Regions from separate parts of the Homo sapiens genome. Here region 1 is linked to region 2. A link is a loop called in an ENCODE intact Hi-C map of the cell type or tissue named here. Cell type or tissue: PC-9. All regions are shown on one strand. Each heading gives the region's core, and the rest is flanking DNA. Links, peaks and the distances in the headings are about the cores only.

What was found. Peaks named below come from ENCODE experiments on the same cell type or tissue, not always from the same donor. Only the 100,000 strongest peaks of a DNase experiment are listed, where the experiment ranks them.
Region 1: a loop joins it to region 2, with 2.2 times the contacts of the local background. A loop is called at or near these places in 8 of 110 quality-filtered maps.

What each region holds. Positions count from the first base shown.
Region 1 is chr7:131,341,873-131,357,351 of GRCh38, reverse strand. The region is part of intron 1 of MKLN1 (muskelin 1); the gene reads right to left. It overlaps LOC124901747 (a long non-coding RNA gene), which reads right to left. Exons shown (of 2, transcript XR_007060525.1): 2 at 13,078-14,727. Among named protein-coding and RNA genes, the nearest start is that of MKLN1, 22 kb to the right of the region's middle. In PC-9, for the core only: no CTCF peak of the experiment used is centred there; a DNase peak (open chromatin) is centred at 9,931; H3K27ac peaks cover 1,356 bases.
Region 2 is chr7:131,411,359-131,426,837 of GRCh38, reverse strand. It overlaps MKLN1 (muskelin 1), which reads right to left. Exons shown (of 18, transcript NM_013255.5): 7 at 15,455-15,479; 8 at 12,128-12,193. Among named protein-coding and RNA genes, the nearest start is that of MKLN1, 91 kb to the right of the region's middle. In PC-9, for the core only: no CTCF peak of the experiment used is centred there; a DNase peak (open chromatin) is centred at 8,137; H3K27ac peaks cover 630 bases.

The DNA of each region.
Region 1 (15,479 bases), core at 5,123-13,122, 70 kb after region 2:
CTTACAATATATTCCTTCCCAATCAACCCAAACTCCAGTAGAGGGGCATCCTACAATACACCTGTCCAGTACTCCTCGAAACTGTCAGTCCAAAACAAAGGAAGTTCGAGAAAACTGTCACAGTCAAGATGAGCCTGAGACATGACAAACTTGATGTGGTATCCTCAATAGGAACTTGGAACAGAAAAAGGACATTCGAGAAAAACTTAGGAAATTTAAATAAACTATGGATTATAGTTAGTAATGAACTATAAATATTGGTTCATTAATTCTAAGAAACAGAGCATATGAATGTAATACAGTAAGAATAGGGTAACTGGCACTTGGTTTCTCAAGTCACTCACTTGGTCCTCTTCCAAGGTGTACTTTCCTTCTTTCCTTTCCTTCCTTTCCTTACTGTTCTAAAGCTTTTTAACAAACTTGCACTCCTGCTCTGAAACCTGCCTCAGTCTCTCCCTCCTTCTGCCTTATGCCCCTCATTCGAATTCTCCTGAGGAGGCAAGAACTGAAGTTGTGGCAGACCCATACGGAATCGGGGTAACTTGGGTATCTGCCACCGGCAACATATTTGGCGCACACGATTTGGATACATTCCCTAGTGGCCATTAAGCTCCAGGTAATCCTCGATGAAGAATACTGTCCTTTCAATATTCAAGAATCACCCTTCTACAGGGGACCTCTAGACTGCCCATCAGTGGGACACGACAGAGGCGAAATCCTGCCCCTGTCTCCCTTGGGCCTGGCCGGATATCGCTTTCAACAACTCATGGAGCCAACTCAGCAATGACAGCTAGCAAGAGGCCAAGACCCATAGAACCACCACTGCCCCTCTGTCAGCAGGAAGCAGTTACAGAAGACTGACCTTCGTCCATTTAACCCCAAAGATTTGGGGTCTTGGACTCTTGGGGGGGGAAATGTTACAGTGGGTAGCTAGTCAGGTATGAGCAGGGCAGTAGGGGGCTCCACCCCACATGCACACCAGGAGTGTTAGGCGACCATCAGGTGATGGTCAGGCAGTTAACTGTTTCTCTAAAGTAATAACTGGTTGCAGCCGGAGCTAGGGAAAGGCAGGCTAATAGATATAAAACACCTGAAACTCATCAGCAGCTTCTCAATAAGATCTCAGGAGTGAGGAGAAGTAATGCAAGATCCCAAAGTATGCCAGCGTATAAAATCCCAAGTCAAGAGGTCAAGCTGCCGGTTTCTCAAGTCGCTTGCTTGGCCCTCTTCCAAGTTGTACTTTGCTCCTTTCCTTTTCTTCCCTTCCTCAAAAAAAAAAAAAAAAAAAATAGGGGAACTATTGGGAGGTATATACAAACTCTCTGTATTACATGCTCGATATTTTAGTAAATCTAAAACTGTTCTAAAGGATAAAGTCTAAAATTTAAGAGATAGAAAAAGTAATTACAAAGCATACAAATTAGAGTGTTTGTAGATGAAAAAATTATACAACTAGAAGATGCCAAAAGAATCAATGGGAAAAATACTATTTAGAATAGAAGAATTTAGTTAGAAAAAAATATCAAGGCTGGGTGTGGTGGCTCACACCTATAATTCCAGCACTTTGGGAGGCTGAGACAGGAGGATCACTTGAGCCCAGGAGTTTGAGGTTCCAGTGAGCTATGATCACACCACTATACTCCAGCCTGGACCAAAGAGACCTGTTTAAAAAAAAAAAACAAAAAACCCCAGAACTTAAAGCATATATATATATATATATATAGTATCAAGTTAAAGAAATCAGAGCCTTCAAACATAAAAGCGAAAAGCAGTTAGAAGATATAATGCAAGAGAAGACCTCTAATTACAACAATAAAATACAGTATTAGCCATAAGCTTAGAAAAATGTGCAAAACCTATGAGAAAATTGTTTTAAACAGTCCTGATATATACATATATATATGTATGTATAAGTAAACCTGGAAAAAATGCAAAGACATGCCATGTTCCTGCATAAAAAGACTCATCATAAAAATACAATTCTATGTTAACTTATAAATTTAATTAGACCCAAAAATAAAAACAGGTTTCCCTATGACCATACAACAAATAAGGCTGATACAGTTCACACAAATAATAAATTTCACATTAAAAATTAAAAGGATAAAAACAGCCAAAGAAACCCTGAAAAAGAGTAGAAGAGCAAGGAGAGAAGACTAGACCCTGTCAGATGTTAAAGCATATTATGAAGTCTCTGTAATTAAAGCAGCAAGATATTTATACATGAATACACAATCAGGAACAGAATACAAAACAGTGAAATAAAAGAGTGGGCTGACTGCAGTGGTTCGCACTTGTAATCCCAGCACTTTGGGAGGCCACGCAGTAGGATTACTTAAGGCCAGGAGTTCAAGACAAGCCTGGTCAAGATAGTGAGACCCTGTCTCTACCAAAAAATTTAAAAATAAAAATAAATAGAACAAAGCACATAAAATTTAATAAATGATCAAGATAGCATCATAAATCATTGGGGTTGGGGGAAATATGAGCTTTATAATAAATGATGTATTTAAATGTTTCGATAGATATAAATGATGTACAGCCATTTAGAAATAAAATTAGATTTGTGCCTCACATCATCCACCAGGTTAAATTCCAAATGAATCAGAAAACTAAATATAAAAACATACAAGTAACAGAAGAAAACACAGTTAAATCCTTTACATCCTGTCACTGAGAAGACACTCCCTAATTCAAAAATCCAGAAAAAAATAAAACTTGACACATTCAACTAAACAATGATGCAACCTTCAGAAGGGAAGAAATGAAACCATCCCTATTTTCAGATGACATAATTTGCCTACGTGAAAAATCCCACAAGATTTACGCCCCCCCCCACAAAAAAAAATCCTAGGACTAATGAGTTCAGCAACGTTGCAGGATATAAGATCAACAATCAAATGCATTTCTATATACTAACACTAAACATGTGAAACCCAAGATTAAAAGCACAAAACAATTTACAGTTGCTTTAAAGGAAATGAAGGAAGAATATTTTTAACAAAACATGTACAGGATGCTCTGTATCCTGAAAACTACAAAATGCTGATAAAAGAAATTGAAGAAGACCTAAATAAATGGAAGACATATTGTGCTCGTGGACTGGAAGACTCGACATAGCAATGATGGCAATTCTCCCAAAATGACCTACAAATTTAATGTAATTCCTATCAAAATCCCAGCAAGATTTCTTTTAGACATAGACAAGTTTACTCTGAAATTTACACATAAAACACAAGACCTAGAATAGCCAAAATAATTATTTAAATGAGAATAAAATGAGAGCGATCACTCTATACAATATTAAAGCTTGCTCCATTATAAAACTGCATAATCAATAAAGTATAATACTAGCAGATGGACAGACACATATCATTAGGACAGAATAAAAGGCCCCCAAAAGACCCACACATATATGCCCAACTGGTTTTTTTTTTTTTTTTTTTTTACAAAGGTACAAAAGCAATTCAACAAAGGAAGAATAGCCTTTTCAACAAACAGTGCTAGAGCAACTGGACAACTATAAGCCAAAAAAAAAAAATTGACCTAAAACTCATACTTCATTAAAAAAATTAATGAATCATGAATGAAAATGTAAAATATAAAACTATGAAACTTTAAAAAAATATAAACATAAGACAAAATCTTCACGGTCTAGGACTAGGCAAGGAGATCTTATACAAAAAGCAAAATGTATAAAAGGAAAAATTGAAAAACTGGACTTCAGCAAAATTAAAAACTTTTATTTTGAGAAAGACTTTTAAGTGGTTGAAAAGGTAAGCTAAAGACTGGGAGAACGTATTTCCGAACTACATACGCAACAAAAGACCTAAAACATACACCTAAACACACACCTAAAACATACACCTAAAACATACAAAGTACTCTTGACATCCATCAGGTAAAAGGCAAACAATCCAATCAGAAAATAGGTAAGACATGAATACATTCCAGTAAGCAGTTATACAGATAGCAAATAAACACGAGATGTGCAACATTACTAGCCATTAGAGGAATAAAAAAAAATCAGATATCACTATATGCCTATCATAATAGCTAAAAGATAAAACAGTGATGACACCAAATGCTCACAAGGATTCAGAGAAACTGGATCCCTCATACATTGTTGATGGGAATGTAAAATGGTAACCCATTTTAGAAAAGGGTATGAAGGTTTCTTACAAAACTAACCACTACAATCCAGCAATTGGACTCTTCGGCATTTTTCCTAGGGAAACAAAAACCTATGTTCAAACAAAAACCTGTACTCCAATGTTTATAGTAGCTTCATTTCTAATAACCCCAAAATGGAAACAATCTAGATGTTCATCAACTGCTGAATGGTTCAACAAATTGTGGCACATCTAAATGAATGGATACACATGTAGATGTTTGTATTTGCAGCGGAAGAACTAGCCCATTGTAAAGGGAATAAAAAGTGTTGAAGGGACAGAGGTGGAAGCTGCATAGTTTAAAATCTGAAACCATGCAAATGTTTTACATGCAGAAACAAAAACAGGAATCACTAAAAGCTGAAAATAAACTAAAACAAATGAACCTGTGTATCAAGTTGGTGACATAACCCACAGAAAATAATAAAAAGAATTATTCCAACTGACCTTAGGACACAGCATTTTTACTATCTTCAGTAGAAAACAGTCTAACGGCAAAAAGAATCTACAAAGAAATGTTAAACTTCACCCAGTAATAACACTGATATTACTTTAAATTTATGTTTTAAACATATTTATGTGCACCACACACACATAGATAGGGCCCAAAGCAATTATATTAATGTTAATACTGGGAAACATTTTCAACTTAAAAAAAAAAGTGTAAAATGAAAGAAGTTACAACCTCACAAATCAAATTTGAACTGGAAATAGCAGTATAAATTCAAGATATTTTTTCTCTTAAAAAAATTTATTTCCTAGCTCTATCACCTAGAAGGATCTAAAAGAAATGACAATCTGGTAACATTAAGTATCTCCATTTTCCAATTATGCACTCTGAACATCATTCTTCGACTAAAGCATGTTATATAAAGTCATTTTCCTATGCCAAAAAGCAAGAAAATAAAGAATGGGGTCATGTCAAAGGAACACAGGAGAGAGCCTGAAGGGACTCCCACTGGCCTAAGATGGAACCATCTGGCATCACAAATAATGACTACTGAAGTCATTTAAAACACAATGAATAAAGAGACTAATGTTCATAAATGCTTTTCGTTTTTAAAAAAGAAAAAATTAATTAGACACCTGGAGGTATATAACAACTCACTATGCTGAAAACTAGTGATTAAAAGGAAAGAATTAAGCATTTGTCTTGCTTTTCCAGTAGAACTGTATTTCAGAGTAACCAAAAAGCTCAAATAGACAAGGGAAAATTTTATCCAGGAAAATTACAGCTAGTAAATGTGAAAGGAATGGTAAGATGAGAGAAATCCAATTTTGATACTTCTACTGAAATAGTTTATTCTAACAATGAGTTATCTTTGGATATTAACACTATTAATGAAAAGTGGATGGCTTTACAAAAAAGTTGTCACCACCACATTTTGTGCCTCCTGAAGTGATAAAATACAAAGTATATGGCACCACCTAGGGAGTGGTCTTTCTAAAAAACTGATGGAGGCCAATGTGGGAGGATTGCTTGAGGCCAGGAGTTTAAGACCAGCCTAGGCAACACAATGAGACCTTGACTCTAAAAAAAAAATTTAAAAATGAGCCAGGCATGGTGGCACACACCTGTAGTTCCAGTTACTTGGGAGGCTGAGGTGGGAGGACCACTTGAGCCCAGGAGGTTCAAGGCTACAGTGAGCCATGATTGTGCCACTGCACTCCAGCCTGGGCAACAGAGCAAGACCCTGTCTCAAAAAAAATCTGATCCAAAATCTAAATAAGGCTTTCTGTTTAACTCCCAGTATATATAAAGCATGACAAATAGAGGAATTAGTCAAATGCCACCATAGAAACAACTGAACATATCTAGAATAGGGGAGCTTCTTCAGGACAAATGACCTGATTTCTTCAACAAATCAATGGATAAAAAGAAAACAGCAAGAGGATGGGAAGACTCTTCTTCTTCTTTTTGTTTTTTTAAAAGAGACAGGGTCTTGCTCTGTTGCCCAGGCTGGAGTGCGGTGGCACAATCATAGCTCACTGCAGCCTCGACCTCCTGGACTCAAGCAATCCTCTTGCCTCAGCCTCCAAAGTAGTTGGGACTACAGGTGCACACCACCACACCTGGCTAATGGAAGAACTCTTGATAAAAAGAATTGTAAAAGGGACATAACAACAAATGCAATAAGCGTTTGGATCCTGATTCGAACACACTATAAAAAGACATTTTTTAGAAAACTGAAAATTAAATATGGACTAGGTATTAATTGTAATTAAAGAATTACTGCTAAATCTGTTAAGTAAAATAATGACATTGTGGCCATAAAAGAAAATGTCTCTGGCAGGGCAGTTCAAAGATGGCCTCAAATGATCCCCACCACTGAGAATTCACACCATTGAGTAATTCCATCTCATTGTAATTTCATCTCATTGAGTGTAGGTTGGCCTAGTGACTTGTTTTTAATGAAGAGAATATGGCAAAGGTGATGGGACATCATTTCAGGGCCTAGGCTACATAAAACTGTGACTTCCACTTCACTAGCAGACTTTCCCTTGTTGGCATTGATGAAGCAAAACACCACATTAGAGATGCCCACGTGGCAATAAACTGAGGACAACCTCTGGGCAACAACTTGCAAGAAACTGAATCCTGCCAACAATCAAATAAGCTTAGAGGCAGATCTTTCCCCACTCAAGCCTTTAGGTGAAACCACAGCCCCAGCCAACATCTTGACTGTAGCCTTAGAGACCTGGAGCAGAAGACCTCTCAAATCTATGTCTAAACACTGGACCCTCATTGAGAAAATAAATTGTGTATTGTTTTAAGCTGCTAAGTTTGTAGCAATTTGTTATGGATTAATAGATAACGAAGGCCAGGTGCAGCGGCTCATGCCTGTAATTCCAGAACTCTGGGAGGCTGAGGTGAAGGAGTGCTTGAGCCCAGGAGTTTGAGACTAGCTTGGGCAACATAGCGAGACCCCAACTCTACCAAAAAAAAAAAAAAGATTTTAAATAAAATGAAATAAAAAATAACTAATAAAATGTCCTCTTCTTCATGTATACTGAAGTATTTAGAAATAAAATAACATAACTTATATTTACTTTAAAATATACCAGAAGAAAGAGAGGTGGGTACAAATACAGGTTGAAAATTACAGAATGTCAATGGCCTAGCAAATAGCAGACCATTGTAGTATCGTTAGTTACCATCACTCAAAGCAAAACTCAAGTCAACTTATCACTACCAAGCAACTGAAAATAAGCATGTAGTAATTATCTCTAAGGATTCAAAACACTTTGGGAACACATACCTACAACATACTCCACAAGAATGAATGGAGCGACCACTAGGAAAAAAGAATGGCAACAAAATAAAACAAACATTCCTATACAGAAGTTTGATAAAATAGGAAATTCTCACTAGACAAAAATGAAACTAAAAAGCTCGCTAACATGATTTGGTGTCTCCCCAAAACAAAAAAATCTATCTGCTGAGACACTCATATAAAAATAGTCCTCAATTGCTGAATATCTCAGAAGGCTTGAATTATCAATCTTTTCAGAAATTAAATGACCCTTCAGAATATATTTCAAAACAAAGAACTATCCCTTTTCTACCTAATGCAAAGATCATTAAATTTGGACATGATCTGGCAATGATTTACTGCTTAGTACACACATTCTTCAAACCTCAGACAATATAACAATATATTCACAGAGGGATTAGAAAGATTTAAGGCCGGGTGCGGCGGCTCATGCCTAAATCCCAGCACTTTGGGAGGCTGAGGCAGGTGGATCACAAGGTCAACAGATAGAGACCATCCTGGTCAACATGGTGAAACCCCGTCTCTACTAAAAATACAAAAAATTAGCTGGGCGTGGTGGCACGCACCTGTAGTCCCAGCTACTCAGGAGGCTGAGGCAAGAGGACTGCTTGAACCTGGGAGGTAGAGGTTGCAGTGAGCCGAGATCGTGCCACTGTACTCCAGCCTGGGCAACAGAGCAAGACTCTGTCTCAAAAAAAAAAAAGATAGATTTAAGAGATCAAACTGCTTCTAAGCACTCTCAAAGGCTTCATTTATATGTAATTAATTTTACTAAAATAATCATTATCATCTAATTATATCAAGTTCTTAAAATATCTTTGTTGGGCAACAATGTAGCTTAATATGAACTATAACATGTGGATGTGGGGGAGGGTGCATGTCTTTAAAAAATTACTCTGTAATATCAACTGTTTGCTATTTTGCATCAAAAAAATACCTTCAGAATCTAAATCCCTCATTTTGTATGAGAAAAAAATAAAAGGCTAGAGAAATTAAATGACCGATCTAAAACTACCAATTAATCGGTGGTAGAACTGGGATTAGAACTCAAGTCCCAGTCCTAGGTCAGTGTTCTCTCTATACCATACTGTCTCAATTCTTTCATGTTTTCCTTTGCATCAGATCCAGCTTTTGCCACAGTATAATACAATAATTTAAACTGTACTAAGGATGACAGGTCAAACCAATATTAACTAATCCAAATCTGCTTACTTAATAAGAACTCTCCTCTCATACCCATAATAGGTATCTTTGACCAATGCCCTAAGTCCCATGGTAAAGCATTTTTCAAACTCTCTTCCTCAGAGATACTCCAGAGGATCTACAAATATTTTTAAATTACATTTGTGGGACCCTGTCTTTAAAAAAAAAAAACCCAACGACTATAGTTAACTCTTAAAACTATTAAAAAATTCAGAAGTATTATACATCAAATATTACCGCAATGGATAATATCCTCTATAAAAACTTGTGTACCTTGTTTTGTGTTAGCTTTGGAATAAAACTTCTCCCAACATCTCTGCATATATATGAATTATTTTCTACATGTGTCCTTGATTAATGGCTGTAGTTGTATGCTGGACTTTCAAAAACTCATTTCCATATATATATCTGTTCGCATAAAATTCACAAATAAATTAACACCTAGAACATATCTGATAAATAGGCAAGGCTGTTTTAATGCTCTCTTCATATATTAATAAGAGATATGTCATATGGCAAATCACAATATAGATAGCTGTAGCACAGAATACAACTTTGGAGTGCTTTTCTGTTTAAAATAATATATGGAACATGAGCAGTTTAGTGATATAACTGAAATCAAGTTTATTACAGGTAATAACTCTCCTCACTCAACTGTCAGACAACTCACACTTATGTATCTTAGAGCTCTCAGCCTTTCCTTTGTTAAATACAGAATGTTCATCAGGTCACAAACCATTAGTTTGTTACTATACTATGATTACCTCACATGCCAGCCAACATTTGTTTCAAAAGCACTACTGTCTTTATAATTCGGTATCCATTTTTGCAATTTAAAAAATGTTATTGCACTGTATGAATGGAAAATAGAAACACAAAAGCTTACTAGTAATATTAATCCACTTGAAACAATAATAGGCATCAGATTAACCAAAAGAAAACTTCAGATACTAGATTTAACCAGTTTAAGTATAAATGAAATGCTGAGAAAACAGATTTTAAAATCACATCAAAAGGTAAAAGTAAACGAGCCAATTATGGATTTATTGACTCTCACCTCTAAATTCACTCTTTTTGTCTCCTCTTTGAAAATGGATTTGGGCCCTTTATTTTTCCTTTACCAGCTGGTGCAATGTTAAGCTGTGTCAGTAAGAGGGGGCAGGAGTCATCGCAGCAAGTAAGGGTTTTTTGTCTTTGGGTTTTTTTTGTTTTTGTTTGGCTTCTTGGTTCAGGTATGCTTGCCGTGCATGCTCTTGCAGCATACACAGCTTCTCTAGCTCTTCATTCCTGCCATACAGGTTTCTCCAGCATCAGGCTCCAGCAGCATATACAGCTTCAATGCCCAGTTCCTGTGCCTGAGCAGCTTCTCTAGCACCAGGTTCCTGCATCTGAATGCAGACTAATTATGGATACTTTTGCACTTACTCTCTTGACAATCAGCAAGGCTGTTCAAACTAATGACTTCAACTGAGCCTTTCTTTAGCTCAGATAAATTTTCCTCTATTTTTTCCTTTCGTTTCTATTTTGTTTCTAATCTCTTTCTAGGCCTATTATTATGTAGAAGGTGCAGGGCTGCTATATATAATTATGCAGGTTGCACCATGCACTAGAAGATCCCACTGAAGAGTGAAAGCTGAAATTCAGCCTGTGTCCCACCCATCAAGTCCTGTATCCCAGTCAAAGAGCATCATCTGCTCATTAAGCCATGTGTCCTGAAGGTGAGAAGGTGGACCTTCTGGATCAAGGCTAGCCTCCATTTCAATTTTTCATTAATATTTTCCTTATCTTTTTGCTTTTGTTTTAGATTCCAAGTCTTTTTTCTATCTATGCATGTAACTACAGAATAAATATATGTGTATATGTAATTATAGAAAAACAATCACTTTTGTGGGATCTTCATCATAGTCTAGTACTTTGGGCCTAGGCCCAAAATAATAGATTATTTTATAACCTAGGAGCATCAGCATTTTTAAAAGATTCACAAGTAATTCGAAAGTGCAAACTGCTGTCAGTTAATGGTGCACAAGCTTTTCTGCTCAAGTACCCTCTAAATTAATTTTGAAAATCTATGCACATCCTCAACATTTTTAAGTTGTAAAATGTTTCATACCTTATAATTGTTGCAAAGGTTGTGATTTCCAGTGTACTTTAAATATTGTTTTTTGGGTTTTTTTTTTTTTTGAGACTGAGTCTCGCTCTGTCACTAGGCTGGAGTGCAGTGGTGCAATCTCAGCTCACTGCAACCTCCGCCTCCCGGGTTCAAGGAATTCTCCTGCCTCAGCCTCCCGACTAGCTGGGATTACAGGTGTGCACCATCACGCCCAGCTAACTTTTATATTTTTAGCAGAGACAGGTTTCACCATGTTGGCCAGGCTGGTCTCGAACTCCTAGCCTCAAGTGATCCACCTGCCTTGGCCTCCCAAAGTGCTGGGATTACAGGCATGAGCCACCACACCCGCCCTAATATTGTTAATTTTTAATAAAGTTGTTATATGTGTTCTTTTAAAAGTATCAATAGAAGAAAAATACCATCATCTATTTTTTAAGTGAACAGCCTCTTCTTATACAGTCAAAAGTTTATATTATCTTGGTTTCTCCTTAAACTTCCCCCAAAGAATTTTACAAAATGTAAATGTAATTTTACTTATAGGCTGGAAGGTCTTTCATTTTTCACTCCTATGACTTCTCTGAGAAAATGCCACGTGAATTAAGATTAAACTTTTTTGGTTTTTGATCATGAGATTCCGAGTGATTTTTAAAATTTCTTCTGGATGTTATTATCAATTTCATAAGTATATTATTGACCAAAACAATATATTAAAAACTTTGACAGATGATGATTAAATATACAGTAAAGGTATTAGATACGATTCTCAAAGACACGTGTACTTTCAAAACAATTGTCTCATGTATATATGAATAAATATCACTGCTAGAATAAAATGGGATTCAACATCAACTCTGTACTTATTTTTAAATTTTTTTTTTGAGACACAGTCTCGTTCCATTGCCCAGGCTGGAGTGCAGTGGCATGAACATAGCTCACTGCAGCCTCGAATTCCTGGGCTCAAGTGATCCTCAAGCCTCAGCCTCTCAAGTAGCTAGAACTACAGGAGCACAACACCACACCCGACTAATTTAACGTTTTGTAGAGAAGAGGTCTCGCTATGTTACCCAAGCTATTCTCCAACTTCTGGACTCTATGATCCTCCCTTGCTCACATAAATAAATACAAGGGAGCTGAAGGAATTTCTGTTACTACAGTTTGAGAATCTGAAAACCCAAAATCAGAAATGTTCCAAAATCTGAAAACTTTTTGAGTTCTGACATGACACTGCAAGGAAATGCTCATGGGAGCATTTCAGACTTCAAATTTCAGATTAGGGATGCTCAACTGCTAAGTATATATTAACATAATGCAAATATTCCAAAATCGTAAAAATTCCAAAATCCAAAACACTTCCGGTCTTAAGCATTTCAAGTAAGGGATACTCAACCTGGACTGTTCCTGTACTACTAATTTTTTTTACCACCTTCCAAATTACATGCCAAAAATCGCATAACGAGCTATCATTAAAAATATTTATGATCTATCAGTCCAGGTGCGGTGGCTCATGCCTGTAATCCCAGCACTTTGGGAGGCCAAGGCGGGTGGATCGCCTGAGGTCAGGAGTTCGAGACCAGCCTGGCCAACATGGTGAAACCCCGTCTTTACTAAAAATACAAAAAAAAATTAGCCAGGCGCAGTGGTGCGTGCCTGTAATCCCAGCTACTCGGGAGGCCGAGGCAGGAGAATCGCTTGAACCCAGGAGGTGGAGGCTGCAGTGAGCCAAGATGGCGCCACTGCACTCCAGCCTGGGCAACAGAGCAAGATCCAGCTCAAAAAAAAAAAATTATTTATGATCCATCAACTGACAAATTGATTAGGTCCTCCTTTTATTTTGTTTAAAAGAATTGAGAACCACGTTTTTTGCATTTAACAAACAACCAGCAATAACAATACTGCTGGTGAATAGACCACACTTTTGAGGAGCAAGGGCATAAGCCACAGGCAAGTTCTTAGGCAGATCAATTTTAGGAAAGAATACACAAGAACAGTAAGGCTTAGGAAACTGAGTATTTTAAAACTATTTTTGCCCGCATACCCAGTGGAAGGTCTACGTGTAATCCCAGGGATAAGCATGCCTGAATTTGATGATACTCAAAATTAGCTACTAAAAACTGAAATTGCTGGGTCATAAGAGTACTTAAAATTTTTAATTTTAAACCATAGACTTAACTTTATTCACATCACTTTTCTATTAAAAAATCCTTTGATAGCTCCTCACTTTAAAAAAACAAAAAGAAACTCACTAACATGGGACATAGGATCCTATATAATTTGTGTTTATAATCAAAGCAATTCACACAAACACAACAATTCTCTATTTTTTCTTAGTTAAAAGTAGTATTTATTATTTGCTAAAATGAGATAATATTTAACATTTCAGGCAATACCCAAAGAAAAGGCACTTAAAAAATAAAAATCACCCCAATTACTACAACCCAGAGATAATCACTTAATATTTTGGTAAATATCCTTGCAATCTTTTCTATATACACAGGCATACAAATCATGTGTCTGTGTTTTTAAAATATAAATTGAATCAAACCGTTTTAAAATCAGGGTTTTTTTGCTGTTTTCTCTTTTACATGCCATTGTATCTGAAGCATTTTCTCTATATCATTAAAAAATATTCTAAAACTTACATGTGGCAACCCAATATCCCATCATAATTCAAGGATATATCAAAAGACTGTCTCATTAAATCCAATAAATCTTAGGGCAACACATCTCTATCAACAGCATTAGATATCTGCCAGAAGATTAATTTGCAATTCACACATTCTCAGATTTATATAAAAATAAGTGCTGCCCTGTATGCCCCGGAAAAGCAGGTTAGAATACCATAAAAAAAATCAAGATATCTTCATTTCCTCAAAAGAGTAAAATAAAATTCAAAGAGTTCTATTTTCAATATATTTAAATTTTTTACAGAGTAGTACATCCCCTAAATGCATTTGTGATAAGTGCTTGTTATCTTCTGATATGCAGAATCATAAAGAAACTATAAATAAACAGAAGGGAATTCATTGACAAATAATGAGGAGAATAAATGTTAATTATGCAGAGAGGAAAGTGGCAAGTGACTTTGGAACAGTATCAGCCAAGCTACCTTCAATAAATACAATAGTGTAACTATAAAATAAATCTTAACAAAAACTGAAAAGACTTACTAAAAGCATTAAAAAGGGTGAATGTGGAAAGAAATAAGGATAAGAACACCACTTCATATACACAAAGTCTAAGAAAGAAGTACATGATCAAGGACCCAGCCCATTAAGTGTCTTGTATAAACTTTAGGGAAAAGTCTACCTCCAAGTATCTTTCTGGTTATGACGTGCTACACTAGTCAATCTCCTAAATTGGAGCTGATGAATATGCACATGGGTAAGGATAAATTCCTACATTCAAGAAATGCAAAAAAATGGCAAAAGAAATTAAATCAGTACCCAAAGGAAGGCATAGCTCATCTTCCTCTTTCAAAGTCTCCCCTTAAGCCTTACCCAACAGTGGAAGCGCAATTCTCTGAATTTCAGTTCTGCAGCATTTACTGCTTTTGTCACTTACTCATACTTAGCCTTTGCTACCTCCTATTGAACCATGTATGGACAGTGTATCACCAGAGATTCTCTCTTCTACCTTCTAATAGATTAGGCTATTATCTGGAATCAGTAAGCACCTAATAATCTGTTTATGGTAAAAATAGGAATTTCAAAAGCCATAATACCACTATATAGCAATAAAAATATACATTTTTTAAAAAGGTTTGTCTTTAACCTGTCACCCATCATAGCATTTTAGGTTGTAGAAAATAGAGATCTCCATAGATGCGAAAGACTTAAACTTTCAGACCTAGATGTATGAATTTTCCAATCATCTGAAATTCTAAGCTCTGGAAGAAACTATTTTGTTAAACTAGAAGTTATTTTCAGCTTTTCAAAAATCTATGTCTCTCACTTCCCAGTCATCAATGCTGAAAGAAACAAAGAGAAAAAGATTAATTTGTTTTTAAAAAACCTGTCTTCTTTTGTGTAAGGAAAGAATTCATAAACAAGTTTCACTGCTTCCAAAAATATCTCCCATTTGATATTTCATATATAAACAAACGATATAAATTTTAGGAAAAAACACCGAGTTTCAACTATTGTCCCCAGCACAAACTGCTTAGCAAAGTATTATATGTGTACCTATGTGTGTACATGTCTGTACACTGATAGGTATGTATCTTCAAATATGAAGGCAGGGAGCTAATTCATGTATTCTCAAGAAAAATAAGGAAGATAAAGGACTAGCTAAACTGTCACAGAAAATTCTCAAAGTAATACATTTGAAGTCAAGCAATTTGCGATCTAATCCCAAATGATCACTTTCCTTACAGGGCTTCAATTCATATGCATTAAACGGTTTCTTGACACTACATAATAACAGAAAAAAAAAAAAATCAACAAAAAATCTGGCAGTTTCTCCAATAACGAAATCATAGTTAGCAAATGACCCAGAAATTCCACTGCTGGACATATACCCAAGAAATGAAACCATGTCCACAAAAAACTTGTATGAATGTTTATTATAGCAGCATTATTCATAATAGCCAATAAGTGGATATAATCCAAATGTCTATCAACTAATGCAGGGATCCCAAACCCCCAGGCCACAGACCAGTACTGGTTCCTGTAAGGAACTGAGATGCACAGCAGGAGGTGAGTGGCGGTGGGTTAGCAAGCA
Region 2 (15,479 bases), core at 4,276-12,275:
GGCTGCAGTGAGCTGAGATCGCACCACTGCACTCCAGCCTGGGCAACACAGCGAGACTCCATCTAAAAAAAAAAAAGTTACATGAAAACATTCTGAAGGCTGTCAAGTATGAACATCATTTCCACCTTTAAAATATACATAAAAATGAAAAACACTCTGTAGTTACTAAGTACAATAAAAATGATATTATAACTGACTACATGTCTAATTCAGTACATAAAACACTTTTGGCACTGTATAAGTGTGAAATAATGCCAATTATTTTAAACTACAAAAAAAACACTGTCCTATCTTGGAACTATAAAACAATCCATTATCATCGTTAAGTAACATTCTGTTTCCAAAATGGCACACAGTAATACTCAGACACATAATTTTACAGAAAAAAAAAATTAAAGAATTTTCATCTGGCTTAAAAATTATTTGCCAAGTCCTCACTATAAAGGAAATTAACCCTGTTAAATTCTGAAGCCTGGAGAGGGGGTATATAACTAAAATAGCAATAGCAATTGACCTTTTGTTTTATAGTGTTTCTGGGCACCCTCTGGATAAGGTTACCCTGGTTCATTAACTTTAATAACCCTTCCTCTTGGGCTCTGGGTTCTCAATGTTCTTTCTGAAAAGCAGGTCTCTTTGTACGCATAAATTCTCACAGCAAAGAAAACCCACATTTCCACAACAGCCTCATTGATAGCTGAGCAAAATAAAATCTGGCACGCAGTAAGCATCCTAATGGAATTAAGCCAAGATGTCATTCCTATCCATGAAAGCTTTGTGGTCCCAGCTGAAGTTTAATAGTAAAATTAAATGAATCGGATGGAAACTGAGCCTTCTGACATACCTGAATGAAAATGCGTAACAAAAATTTTAATTAATTCATCTAATTATTTAAGTCATGCAAAGAAGAACTATTATCCAGAAACAGACACCAGAAAAGGTATTATTTAATGCACAAAGGATATCAAAGACCTTTAAAAATTATGGATATAATTGGAGAGAACTGTAGAGAGAAGGAAGTAGAAAGAAAAAAGAAAGCATTAATATTTGCAGTAGGGTAGTAGATTGGTTTATGGAAGCCCATTCTCATGCTTATAGGTTCTATAATAATTCATGTACATCTGGGGTAGTACGATCCTCTTCAAGGAGCAACCCCTTCACCCCTTCTCTATATTTTTTCTGAATGGGATATAGGCTATAGTGTCTATCCATTTCTCCCAGCACTTTGAGGAATGTTTATTCAACACTTTTTGAGTACTGAGAATTCGCAAAGCACTTTAGAGAATTCAAAAGAAAGAAGACATAGTCCCCAGTCCCTATCCTCAAGGAACTTACAATCTAGCCAAGAATATCAAAAGGCAAATAGAGCAACATAACGCAGGGCAGACTAAATGTCATAAGAAAGATAAACAAGGTAAAAAGCACCATGAGGGTTCAAAAGAGGGAAGACAGTATATCTGGCTGAGGGGACTCAGAAGAGATTTCATGGTAACAGTGGTATTTGACCTATGCACCAGCAGGAAGGCAGGATACAGAACAAAAAAAAAAGAGGGCTTTTCAAACAGAGTAAAAAGAATAGCAAAAGTATAGAGACAGAAAAACACGTCAAAAGTGTTTTAATGAACATGTACTCTAGTCAGGCAGATCTTGGCTACAATCCTGGCTCTATCACCACAGCTATGTGACCACCACACAGTTCCTTAACTATTGGTTTCTTAATCTCTAAGATGTGATACAGTATCTATCCCATAAAGCTGCTGTGAGAATTAAATTAAATTAAATAATGCATGTTAAATGGTTAAACTGTGTGATGAATAAATACACTGTTTGATTTAAAAGAACACATAGGTAGGAGGTGGAGAGGAGGTTAAAAGACAGGTGTGTCCAGATCATGGAAGGGATTAAATAACAGGATAAAGACTTTGAACTTGACTCCACACAGACAGTGGAGAAGCCACAGAAGATCTTAGGCAGAGGGGTAGCAAGGTAACATCTGAACTTGCAGCATACAGGACTGACTGAAGGAGTTGAGAATGACAGGGATTGGAGGTAAAGTGGCCTATGTTCGAAACGGCAAACAAATTTCATTCTAAAACACTGAGTCAATCACCAATCAATCTATTTTTCATTACTTAGGCCACAAAAACTAAAATTCAACCACATTCTTTGGTATAGTACATGTACCAATTTGGTACCAGTATAAAACAAACCCTGGAGCTACCGACTACCAGTAGTACCAATCTACACATCTTATATGCACTAAAAATAATGTAGAAATGTAAGGTATATAAAGACATCTCAGTGTCTTTTTGCACAATGGAATAGGCTTTTTATTTTTAGTGCCCAAGTGCAATATCTGTCTTCTACTTTGATTTTTAGGATAAATCAGACTGTGCTGATTGCATAATCCTCCACAAGATGGCACACTACTTTTGTAATTAAATCAGTTTTTCCACTCTGACACTGTATAGGATGTGTATACTACGCATTGACATAGCCTGGGCCCAAAACTTAGACAAAATTCATGTATCAAAAAGAAGAGGCAGGGGAAGGGTTAACAGGCTGGTGAAAGAAGTTACCTTAATTCTTAGTTAAGACACCGAGAGAAAAAAATTTTTTAAAAAAAGGTTTTAAGAAACAAATTTATCTTTAAGATAGAAATAAAACTCTATAATATTTAGATAGAGTCTGAATGCTTCTAAAAGTGAAGTTCAGTAAGACTTAAATTAACATGACAATTTTTGAAGACAGAAATATTTTTGAATTTTTTGAAGAGGGGAAAAATATTTTATATGCTCTTTACCTTTCCCTTCTTAAGCCATCCCCTTGAAGTATCATGACCCAGCAGATCATCAACTGAATTCACTGCCTCCCTTTTTAAATAGAACTGTATTCTTACATAAAGCTATGATTACAACACTATCTAAATCTTTTGGGTGAATTCAACATACAGTTACTTTCCTTACTAAAAGGCTGAATTGTTATGCCTATGACAATATACTTTGTATTCCTAATGAAGTCTGCATTTCAGAATTCTTTCTGTTAACAGTGTAAAAGAAAGATGCACATTACTTTCAGAAGTACAGCCATATGAATAAATTTGTAATAGCAACCAAAACCCATGTTTAGGCACTCTCTTCAAAAGTTTCTTTAAGGAACATCAAGAAAAACTATGTGGTACCACATGTAAAAAAATAAAAGCACTTTCAGGCCGGATGTGGTGGCTCACTCCAGTAATCCCAGCACTTTGGGAGGCCGAGGCAGGCGGATCACCTGAGGTCGGGAGTTCGAGACCAGCATGACCAACATGGAGAAAGCCTGGCTCTACTGAAAATACAAAATTAGCCAGGCGTGGTGGCACATGCCTGTAATCCCAGCTACTCAGGAGGCTGAGGCAGGAGAATCACTTGAACCCAGGACGTGGAGGTTGCAGTGAGCTGAGACTGTGCCATTGCACTCCAGCCTGGACAACAAGAGTGAAACTCCATCTCAAAAAATAAATAAATAAATAAAAATAATAATAAAAGCACTTTCATATAATAGCTACAGAACAGTTAAAGGTTCAAATTTCTACAGAAAGGCTCTTCCAAGTGACAAGCAACTCTCCATCAACTTCTTTTGTAGATACCAAATATTAGAGCTTTGCCTAAGTCTTCATACCTATTCTGATTGAGAAAGAAGAAAAAGGCTTAAATCGTAGGTTCTCAGAACGTAATGAGAGTTACACAACAAGGAACAGCCTAACACAATGGAAATTTATTAATATATTTCTAACTCAACAGACTTCCACACTGAAACAAAATAGACGTGGCTTTTCTCTTTCTATTCACTGTTCTTTTCCCAGTCGAAACCCAAGTCACAGTTGAAGAATCTTAAGTGGAGAGGTGCCAGGTATAGGGATTACAATTAATAAAACTGATCCAGTAGGACAAATTCAGTAGGACAGAATACAACATTCCTTCTCTACCATGGCATGAATGATAGGATTCCCTTAGGAGGGAAGAAAGCTTTGAAAATTAAATAATAAAATTTGTGCCATCATACACCTTTTAAAATGGTCACTGTATCCTTAGAGAAGACAGCAATATGGGAAAAAAAAAACCCTACAGACTAAAAAAAGAAAACAAAAGCTAGGTACTATTAAGTTTCTAATATCTAAGAAAACAAGGTATATGAGACACCGGGAAGCAACAATTGCTTTAAAATATAAGCCATGTTAAATAAGCTGAAATTAACTTTATGAAGTTTTACTCTAGTGAAGGTGTTCTTTTTTTAAAACAATTTCCGGAGACAGAATCTTGCTCTGTCGACTGGACTGGAGTGCAGTGGCACAATCATAGCTCACTGCAGCCTCGAACTTCTGGGCTCAAGCCATCCTCCTCAAGCCTCAGCCTCCCACAGAGCTGGGACTACAGGCACATGTCACCATGCCTGGCTAACTAAAAAAAATATTTTGCAGAGACAGAGGTCTTGCTGTGTTGCCCAGGCTGATCTCGAACTCCCAGCCTCAAGTGATCCTTCCACCTCAGCATCCCAAAACTCTGGGATTATAGGTATGAGCTACCATGTCTGGCCAGTGTTCTTAATTTTGTGAGTTAGTAAGAGTCTCTTTGATTATCTGAAGCCACAGATTTTCTTCCTAGAAAAAATTTGCAAACAGACAACATGTTGCACCTAACTTCAACAGATAAAGAATCCTTGTGCTAGAAAACTTTAAAATGCATACTTAAAGTAATAACTGGGCTTCTTTAAACTATATTTTACTACTTATGCACCAGTTTTGTTAACATGGAATTTCCTGGTTGTTCAAACTCTACTTAGAGAAAGTTATTCTTCACTACTAAACCTACCTGATCTTCATCAAGAAAATTCTTATATGCACTTTAGTATTTTGTCTCAAAAATATTATAAATATATTTATGGTGTCCCTTCCTAAGGCACCAATTATATAAAAGATTAAACAAATATACCAAAATAACATTGGTTTTTTAGAATGTGGAATTATGAGTGAGTTACTTTTTCCCCTCAACACTGCTTTTCAAGTTGTTTTAAACTTTTTCACAAACTTTTTAATTACTTTAAAACATTTCCATAGTGAAATTTTGTCAAATTATGCAAAAAACACACAAAAGAAAATTCCTTTGAGTCATATAAAATTCTCTCAGCATAATTAATCACTGCTGCATATTAATATATGGCATATCAAATGCATGTTATATAAATAATATATGCACATACAAAATACATTATTTCATTTAACTCTCACAATTACTTAGTTTATTATCACCATTTTAATCAATACAATTCATTCAAGATCGAATAAGAAGTCAGGGGTAGAGCCAGGATTCAATCCCAGGGATGTCAGACACCCAACTCTCCTTCCCACAAACTTAACACCTACCTATTATATGTGGCTGCCATATCATTAAGATCTGACTAGAAAGGTTCTTTCAAAGATTGATGATAAATACAATCTCTTTGAAAGTGATTAAGATCAACCTGATAATTAAGGTAACTGCTGATCAATAACAGGGCTATGGTACCTAAATGATTAAATAGATACTTAGAGTATATGAAAGCCCTCAGTAAATTATGCTACTAATAGTCATAATAGAAACACAGAAGAAATTTTGGAGAGAAAAACCCAAGGATACACCAGATTGTGCACTTGAGCCCAAACCAAGTTCAGAAAGCAACAAATTTTACTTTAACAAATGCAAAGCTCTATATTTAGTTTTTCTACCTAGATCCCGAAGTAATGATAATTACAGCTTTGGGAAGCATAGTCTAAATGGCATAACAAGTAGAATCTGAAAATTTAAATATGTTCGAATATAACCAATAAAACAGATCCACCACAGAAAATATTAGTATAATAAATGACATAATAACCTGATCTACTTATCAAGGTTTACAGCAGTATCTGAATACAGTTTCCAGGTAAATATTTTTCTTTCTACTCAAAGGAAAATGAATTTTAAAACTTTGATCCAATCCAACAAATATTTAGTGCACATCTACTCCATTCTAGCCTCTATAGTCATAAAAATAAATAAGGCAAGATCCCTGTCCTTCCCCCCTTGTCCATGGGGGCTGGGAAGCTGGAGAGACAGCAATGGTATATACAATACTTGTGTGAACAACTCTAAAACAATGTGGAAATTATTGTAGTAATAATGGTTTGAACAGTGTTACATAAATGTAGAGGGAATTATTACTTTGGTTAGATCTATCTCCTGAACCTCAAACTAATATATCCAACTGCTTACTTGACATACCTATGTAGATGTCTAATTGGCATCTCAGACTTAACTTGTCTAAAATCAAGTTGCTGAACAACCCACCATATTACCATATTGGATCCTCTTGTTGTACCCATCTTAGAGAATGGTTACACCATTTTTCTAATTGCTCAGGTCAAAACTTTAAGTCATCCTTAGCTTCTTTTTCTCACACTTCTCATCCAGTTCATCAAAAAATCCTGTCAGCTCTATATGATACCTTTTTTTTTCTAGTTTCTCTCTCTCTCCCTGCCACCATGTGCTCCCCCTCTCTCTTTTTCTCTTTCACCTTCTCATACTCACTAATAGCTACTCTTTCATAAGCAGCCAGCTGATGGGCTCATTCCACATACTATCTTTTTTTTTTTTAATTATACTTTAAGTTTTAGGGTACATGTGCACAACACGCAGGTTTGTTACACATGTATACATTTGCCATGTTGGTGTACTGCACCCATCAACTCGTCATTTAGCATTTATATGATACCTTTTAAAATACATCCAAAATGTGACCAATTTTCAACATTACTACTACCATTCTAGTATAAGCCAATGCTATAATCACTTCTCAGGTGAGCAATAGGATCCTTAAAGGACTCGCTGCCCTTCACTCAATTTGTTTTGTTAAAATGCAAGGTCAGTTCATAGCATTTCTTAAACCCAACAATGGCTTCCCACTTCACTCTGCATGTAGGTTAAAGTCCTAAACAAAGTCCTAAAAAACTCAACACAGTTTGTGCCCCCAGCTATTTCTCTGATTTCACCTCTTCCCACTCTCTTTCTCTGACTTCACCTCTTCCCACTCTCTTTCTCACATACCTCTGATCTAGCAACAAAAATTCTGGAAAAAAAACCAAGAGTAGTAGAAAGGTGGCAATGTTTTACTTTGTAATAATATCAGTTCAATAATGAATATCACCTGTATGAAGACACTTTATTTGAATACCTGGTTCAGCAGTACTTACCATAAAATGTCAATTAAGATAGGGATTAAGTCCTTTAAGAATATCTGTAATGAGGCCAGGCACGATGGCTCATGTATGTAATCCTGGCACTTTGGGAGGCCAAGGCAGGATGATCACCTGAGGTCAGAAGTTCAAGACCAGCCTGGCCAACATGGCACAACAATGTCCTACTAAAAATACAAAAATTAGCTGGGCGGGCGCCTGTAATCCCAGCTACTCGGGAGGCTGAGGCAGGAGAGTCACTTGAACCCCGGAGGCAGAGGTTGCAGTGAGCCGAGATCATGCCACTGCACTCCAGCCTGGGCAACAGAGCGAGACTCTGTCTCAAAAAAAAAAAAAAAACAAAAATATATATATATATATATACATATATATATGTAATGAATCTTCCCAGAAAACTACACAAAAACAAAAATTTTGCACACCGTTTAAAGACTATCATGGGCTCCCTTAAAATCTATTCATGAAGCTTCATGTAAACAAACATGAAATAGCCAAAGGACTGAGAACAGAACAAAAAATCGACAGCAATAGCTAGCTGAAATAAAAGATTGGGAATGCCAAGGCATGAAAGTTGTTAGACTTCTGAATAGTATTTTCTGATTTCTTTTGTTTTCTCTTGATCAGAGTCCTGGATTACCCAGTCACAACTAGAGACCTGTTTAATTTAACCTGAACCATAATTTCAGTCTTGTGAAAGTTCAGAGCTTTTCCTATTGAGTTCCAGGGCATGTTTCCTCATATTTCTGCTTCCAGACATTGGAATCCACAGAAGTTGCCTCACTACTGTCCTACCTCAGTTTGAACCCCAAACCTAATTGTCTCACCAGTATCTACCAAAAAATAAGTAAATAAAAATCAACTCCCAAATCAATTTTACTAGAGAAAACTTCTAAGAATTTGGTGAGTAAAGACAGAGTCATGTCATGAAATGTGGCATTCTGCCATCCTGCTGGCTCTACTACCACTTATCTCAAGCTTGTCCAACCTGTGGCCCATGGGCTGCATGAGGCCCAGGATGGCTTTCAATGTGGCCCAAGACAAATTTGTAAACTTACTTAAAACATTAAGAGACTTTTTTTGTGATTTTTTTTGTAAGCTCATAAGCTATTGTTAGTGTATTTTATGTGTGGTCCAAGACAATTCTTCTTCCAATGTGGCCCAGGGAAGCCAAAAGATTGAACACCCCTGATTTATCTCTCTTTTTTTTTTTTTTTTTTTTTTTGAGACGAAGTCTTGCTCTTGTCTCCCAGGCTGGAGTGCGATGGCGCAATCTCGCCTCACTGCAACCTCCGCCTCCCAGGTTCAAGTGATTCTCCTGCCTCGGCCCCCCGAGTAGCTGGGATTACAGGCACCTGCCACCATGCCCGGCTAATTTTTGTATTTTTAGTAGAGATGGGGTTTTACCATGTTGGCCAGGCTGGTCTAGAACTCCTGACCTCAGGTGATCCACCCACCTCGGTCTCCCAAAATGCTGGGATTACAGGCGTGAGCCACCGTGCCCGGCCATCTCTATTTCTTGTTCCATTTCTCTGGTGCTAACGAGACAATTTCTCTTAGTGTTACAAAAATAGTTCCTTCTACAATCAGGTCTCAGTATTTTACTTTGTACTCCAAAGCACCTTCACAAATAAATACAGTTCTTTTCCTAAAAAGAATGCTGTTGAGTAAAATTTTCTCCAACTTATAATTAAGTAGAAATTTTAAAAATACATTTTAAATAAAAAAATTTTAAATCACTGGTAATTGTACCACCAGACGTAACTAACGTCAATATTTTGGTATGTGTCCTTCTAGTCTTCCCCTCTATAGTGAATGATAAATTTAAAACGAATCATCACTTCTATCCCTATTTCTGTACTAAGATATCAAAATGTCGACAAAAGGTTTCAGATAGCTCTTCTTGGAAACATATTTTTTGAACGTAAAAAATAAAAACAAAAAAACAGAAGAGGAATTCCACCTCCAAATGTTTTATATGCCATCTCTATTACTGATATCAAGGACCACCTGAATCTGGTGAAATCCTTTCGACCTCAATGTCCACGTATAGTTAGTACTGTTTCCACACTATATGTGGCAATGGTAACATACTGAAAAGCATGAGAACTTGAGCAACAGACAACTGTATATTAAATGACCACCCATGATTTCTTTTAAAGGCTGAAAAATCTAGTTTTGTCATCAACCATGGGCCTAAATAAAGTTTGACCCAGAATTCATAACGAATAAAAGAAAAAAAGAAAGCACTCCAAATAGGTACAAAATGGCTCTAACTAAAATATCTACTAACAGGATAATTCCCCAGATTTTCTTTGGTAGAAATATTTGCTTAAAAGTGTATTTCTAAAGTACTTCTGTAGCTTTCTATAAACTAGTGTCAATATTGAAGTGTGGATATAGGCCGATTTTTCTTTGTACACCTTCACTAACCTATAATAAATCCTTAGAAGCTATCAAAAAGAGATTACTCTTTTAAAGGTCCCATCTGGAGTAAAATTCCATGACTACAATAGTCATTCTCGCTACGCTTTCTTATAATTTCTAAAGTAAATCTAGTAGTTACTCAAATAACATTTTTCCTCTTTGAGTTTTTTTTTTTTTTTTTTTTTTTTGACAGGGTTGCGCTTTGTTGCCCAGGCAGGTGTGCAGTGGTGTGATGATGGCTCACTGTAGCCTCCAATCCTGGGCTCAAGCAATCCTTCTGACTCAGCCTCTCGAGTAGCTGAGACTACAGGCATACACCACCACATCCAGCTGATTTTTTTATTTCTTATAGAGATGGGGGTCTCACTATGCTGCCTAGGCTGGTCTTGAACTTGTGGGATCAAGGGATCCTCCCCCTTTGGCTTCCCAAAGTGTTGCAACTACAGTCACGAGACAGTCACTGTGCCTAGCTGAAATATTTTTTTAAAGGGAGTAGGGGTAAGGACCCTGACCATCAAGACTTTGCTGAAATCCTACCCCTAATGCATAAAACAAAAATATTATAGAAAAATATCTAGGCCTTTGCGCCACTGCACTCCAGCCTGGGCGACAGAGCAAGACTCCATCTCAAAAAAAAAAAAAGAAAGAAAAATACCTAGGCCTTTATAACTTTATTGTAAGTATTTCAAGGCTCTCTGACCTGAAAAGTTAGATTTTAATTCTCAATGACTTGCTCACACTAAGTTCTGTCATGACATTTGCCTATTCTTTGAATAATTTTCTGTTTTCGAATTTCATGGATTATAAAAAGAGGAAAATTTTTTTGTCTTTCTTACACATGTACTTTACCTATCACATATGGTTCATCTCTCATAATAATTAACACAGTAAGCACTATGAAAATTCCTTCTGCCTCCCCAGATAAGGTGAACTTTAAATGTTAAAGTAAACCATATTACTTTTATATTTAAGGAAAGTGCATTTTGCTTTAAAAGGTAAAGGCTCCTTTCAAATAAACATAGATTTAGTATATTATTATAGCAAACTACAACCAAATTTGTTTGAAAGGGTGGGCCGGACATGGTAGCTCACACCTGTAATACAAGCACTTTGCGAGGTTGCAGCAGGCGGACTGCTTGAGCCCAGGAGTTCAAGACCAGCCTGGGCAACATGGCAAAACCTCATCTCTATTTTAAAAAAAGGTTGGGCAGGGGAGGGGTGTTTAATAATATTTTCCTTATAGTACTGATGGAGAAAAAAGAAAAGCATTACAAATTCTACTCTATGTTCAAAAAAAGGGGAAGCTACTGTGTAGACAATCTAAAAACAAATTTTCATGTCTATATTCATAAATAATTATTCTGGATAAAAAACCAGTTTGTATATAAATCTAGCTCTTTAGTAAATAAGCATATGAATATTTATTATACTCTCAGGCAGAAAAAAAGATGCCTAAGACTCTATAGCTAATTCAAGCCTATTTCTGCAGGGCAGAAAGGCATTTGGAAAGAGGGACCAAAATTAAGAAAGTGAATTCCTATACCTTAAAAATGAACCTTTTCCAAAGAGACCCTAATAACAGTCTCAAACCAGTTCAGAGGTTATCATAGAAATTTAGCTTTTAATTTTAAATTAAAAATTATAATTTCTCTTCTTACAAAAATTATGAAAATAAATTCATGTCAAGAAGACTTAGTGTCTACATTGTAACCATTTTTATTCTTAATTATTTTAGAATATGAGTCTCCAAGCAATTATTTTATTCCCGAAGCACTATGAGTTGGCATAACACACAGTATAATTGAGCATTCATTACGCCTGGAAAGAGTGGTATTCTATGCAGTAAAGTTTTCTAAAATCCAATAATAAAATATAGCTATGGTAGATTATTGGTATTATTTGCTTTTTAAGCTGCTAATCTGAGACCTATTATAATGTTGGCATTAACCTCTAAATATTATGGTAATTAAGTTTTCCTAGGTTTTAGAAACTTAAAAAAAAGTTTGCTACCAAGCTTCAGAACAAAATTTAAAAGACAGGAAAAAAAAAAACAAAACCAAACAAAAAACAACAACTAAATTATTTACAGGCTTGTGAACAGTTTTTAGCAATTAATGGACTTACCAACACTTAGCTGCCTAATTTGATATCTGCTTCCTCTAAAAATATATCTTAGTTCTCTTTATTCCAGTAATTCCCATATTACTCTACTATATAAGTGCAACAAAAATCCAGAAATACACCAGTTTTCCATGAAAATACAACACATATAAACTAGACACATACACACACATACAGACACACATAAAAGGCCGCATGTTAAACTTTTTTTAGGTAATCTAATTTCATTTGTGTAAGAGCCCCCCACCCCCCGCCCCTTCCTTACCTGCCACTGCCTGGTTTAGACGATGCCTGTAGCCAATGAAGATTTTGCTTTCCACTGCAACTGCTACTCACCTGTTTGAACATCAATAACCATCTGATGGCCTCCTCTCATTCCTGGACGGTTATCTTCCCCATCACCTTTAGAAGAAATAATAGTTTCTTTTAAAGGAATAACAAAGAACAGCATATCCAGAGTAAATTTATTCATAAGTCTGTAATCAGTAGTAAAAATAACCCACCCTTATTTTTTCAAAATATTAATAAGTAAAAGGACTCATAAAAGTAACAGTATGACTCAAATCTGTGTTTATAATAATCTTGTTCTTTTTTCCAAATGCTTTCAGGACATTAATGAACTTGGAAGTTATTTTTGATTTATTTATGATCAATGCCACAAACCAGCAAAGACACAGAATATTATACAAAAACATAAAACAAAAATCTCTAAGCTACTTGAGTGCCAAAGTGAAGGTCAAAAACAATTACAAAATTAGATCTCCCGTATATATTCTAGGCATAGTTCATTAGTATGATGAGCAGTTTTAAAGTCGAGTTATCAAACTATTTACTGAAAACAAAGATGCTATCAAGTTTTATATTAATGATATTAATTTTGTATAATGTATACAATTATTTTGTAAAATTTTTGTATAATTTTGTACTTTGTGTAATTATTTTATATAACTTTGTATAATGTATAATGTATTAATTTTGTGCCAATATTTCAGCAATCAGTTCCCACCTAATTTACCAACTATTTTATGTAAGAACTGACTGAGGAAATCTAAGATTTACTTCACTTTGATTCTTATTTCCATCACAGAGCTTAATAGGCAGGTTTAAATACAATCAGTAAAACTTTATTTAAACTTCCAAAAGAGAACACTATTATTCAACTTGTATCTAATCTTACTTTACACCAAATCTTACATAAATAAAGTTATGGCCGGGCGCGGTGGCTCAAACCTGTAATCCCAGCACTCTGGGAGGCCAAGGTGGGTGGATCACCTGAGGTCAGGAGTCCACGACCAGCCTAGCCAATATGGTGAAACCCTGTCTCTACTAAAATACAAAAATTAGCCGGGCATGGTGGTGGGTGCCTGTAATCCCAGCTACTCAGGAGGCTGAGGCAGGAGAATCACTTGAACTCAGGAGGCGGAGGTTGCAATGAACCGAGTTTGCACCACTGCACTCCGGCTGGGCAACGAGAGTAAGACTCCATCTCAAAAAAAAAAAAGTTATAAATTAATTTCAGTAGTTCAAAAGGTTGTAAGATTCTAATGTCTTACTTGATATGAACTAGAAAGCCTAAGGCTTTCTTCATAATTCTCCTATTAGTTGAAATATATTACTTTGGCTAATAAGTTTCCCTGTATTGGCTTTCTCCTAATGTAAAATTGAGAATATCCAATTTTATACTAATTTTACAAGGGTGCTATGAAAATGACTGAAATGTCAGTTCTTATATACAGAAAATAAGATACAAAACTGAAGCTTTTCATTACTACTGTATTCAGCGGCTAATCATCCAGAAGTTCCCTCCAAATCCTTTATCCTAATAGTTAAGCCTTTAGATTGTGCAATTTATTATCATTGAAGCTTTGCCCTTTTCTTCTTTCCTTCCCTCATCAGTCAGTACCGTATCGCCATCTTTAAGAATAGATTTAGAAAGCATATTCACCCCTGAGAGGTCTGAGGGAAAAAAGAAAGCACTAAAATGAATTCATTTTCAGTATGTTTGTATTTTATATGTTGAATCCATTAGTTTGCAAATACACAATTACTGTCTGTTTGCTATAATATGTGTGTCTTTGAAGAAAATTACCTCATACATGACTGATAAAATAGGAGAATGATGTTCATGTAACATCAATTATGGAGGTTCTTAAGCAATTTTCCCCTGCATATTAATATGCAATACTATCAGGAGAAAGCTTTCTCACAACTAAAGAGAAGTCCTTAGTAATATATGAAGACCACAATGAAAAAAGCTCAGTATCCATAGAACTGCCTTCCTTTAACACAAACAGTTGCATTAAGAAATTGCTACACTTTCCACTATGTTAATTATCTGGCAAAGCAGTGAGTACAGATGAAGAAGTGACAAAACCTCCCCCCTTATATGAAAATAAGGTATTCATGAAGAAGACTATACTCTGGATCCGATTTCAAGTTTTGATGAAAACAGTCTTTATTAGAAGCAAATGCCCTCTAGGATCTACATTTCAAAGACAGAGGCATGAGCCCAGGGCTTAAGTCTCTAAACACACTATGATGTTCAATATAAATACCTAATTTAAATGTACTGATATTTATTTTTATTACAATTATTACACTAGTTTTTATTAGTAGCTGGTTATAAAGTTCCACAGATTTAGAATGGTCTTCTGCCTTTCTATTTTTCTTATATGCCTTGCTAGGTTTAGCAAATAATTTTGCATAACTTAAGGTTTTCAAGAACATGTGTATGGCATTACAACACAGCCTATAATTTTACACCATGCCTCTAACAAAGCAGTTTATAATGATATTCTGTGTAAAAGCTGCCCAACCTTCTGTTACGGCAGTAAATCAAAAAGGTTTAAAAAGAAAATTTTAATATAACAAATGAATTGTGCCACCTAGTTAAGGAACCTATGCCTTGTTTTAAACATCTGCTTTTTATTTATTTTGCTGTGGTTATTGTTTTGTTTTTTGAGACAGAGTCTCGCTCTGTTGCCCAGGTTGAAGTGCAGTGGTATGAACACGGCTGACTGCAGCCTTGACCTCCCAGGCTCAAGCCACCCTTCTACCTCAGTACCCTAAGCAGCTGGGACCACAGATGCCTGCCAACATGTCTGGCTAATTTTTTTTTTTTTTTTTTTTTTTTTTTTTTTGAGATGGAATCTCCATCTGTCTCCCAGGCCGGAGTACAATAGCATGATCTCAGCTCACTGCAACCTCTGCCTCACAGGTTCAAGTGATTCTCCTACCCCAGCCTCCCGAGTAGCTGGGATTACAGGCACACACCATCACGCCCAGCTAATTTTTGTATTTTTAGTAGAGACAGGGTTTTGCCATGTTGGGCAGGCTGGTCTTCAACTACTAACCTCAGGTGATCTGCCCACCTTGGCCTCCCACAGTGTTGGGATTATAGGTGTGAGCCACCACACTCGGCTGTATAGCTAATTTTTTGTAGAGACAGGTCTCACCATGTTGCCCAGGCTGATCTTGAACCTCTGGGCTCAAGCAATCCTCCTGCCTCGGCCTCCAAAAGTATTGGGATTAGACATGAGCCACTGCAACTGGCCAACATCTTCTTTTTTATTAACTTAGTACTATGATACTTGAACTACCTTGGGAAAACTGAAGACTGAGACATTAATGAAAAAGAACTACAATCTAGAAGGTATGGCTTACCTTTGGTACTTTTGGGAATGATTTG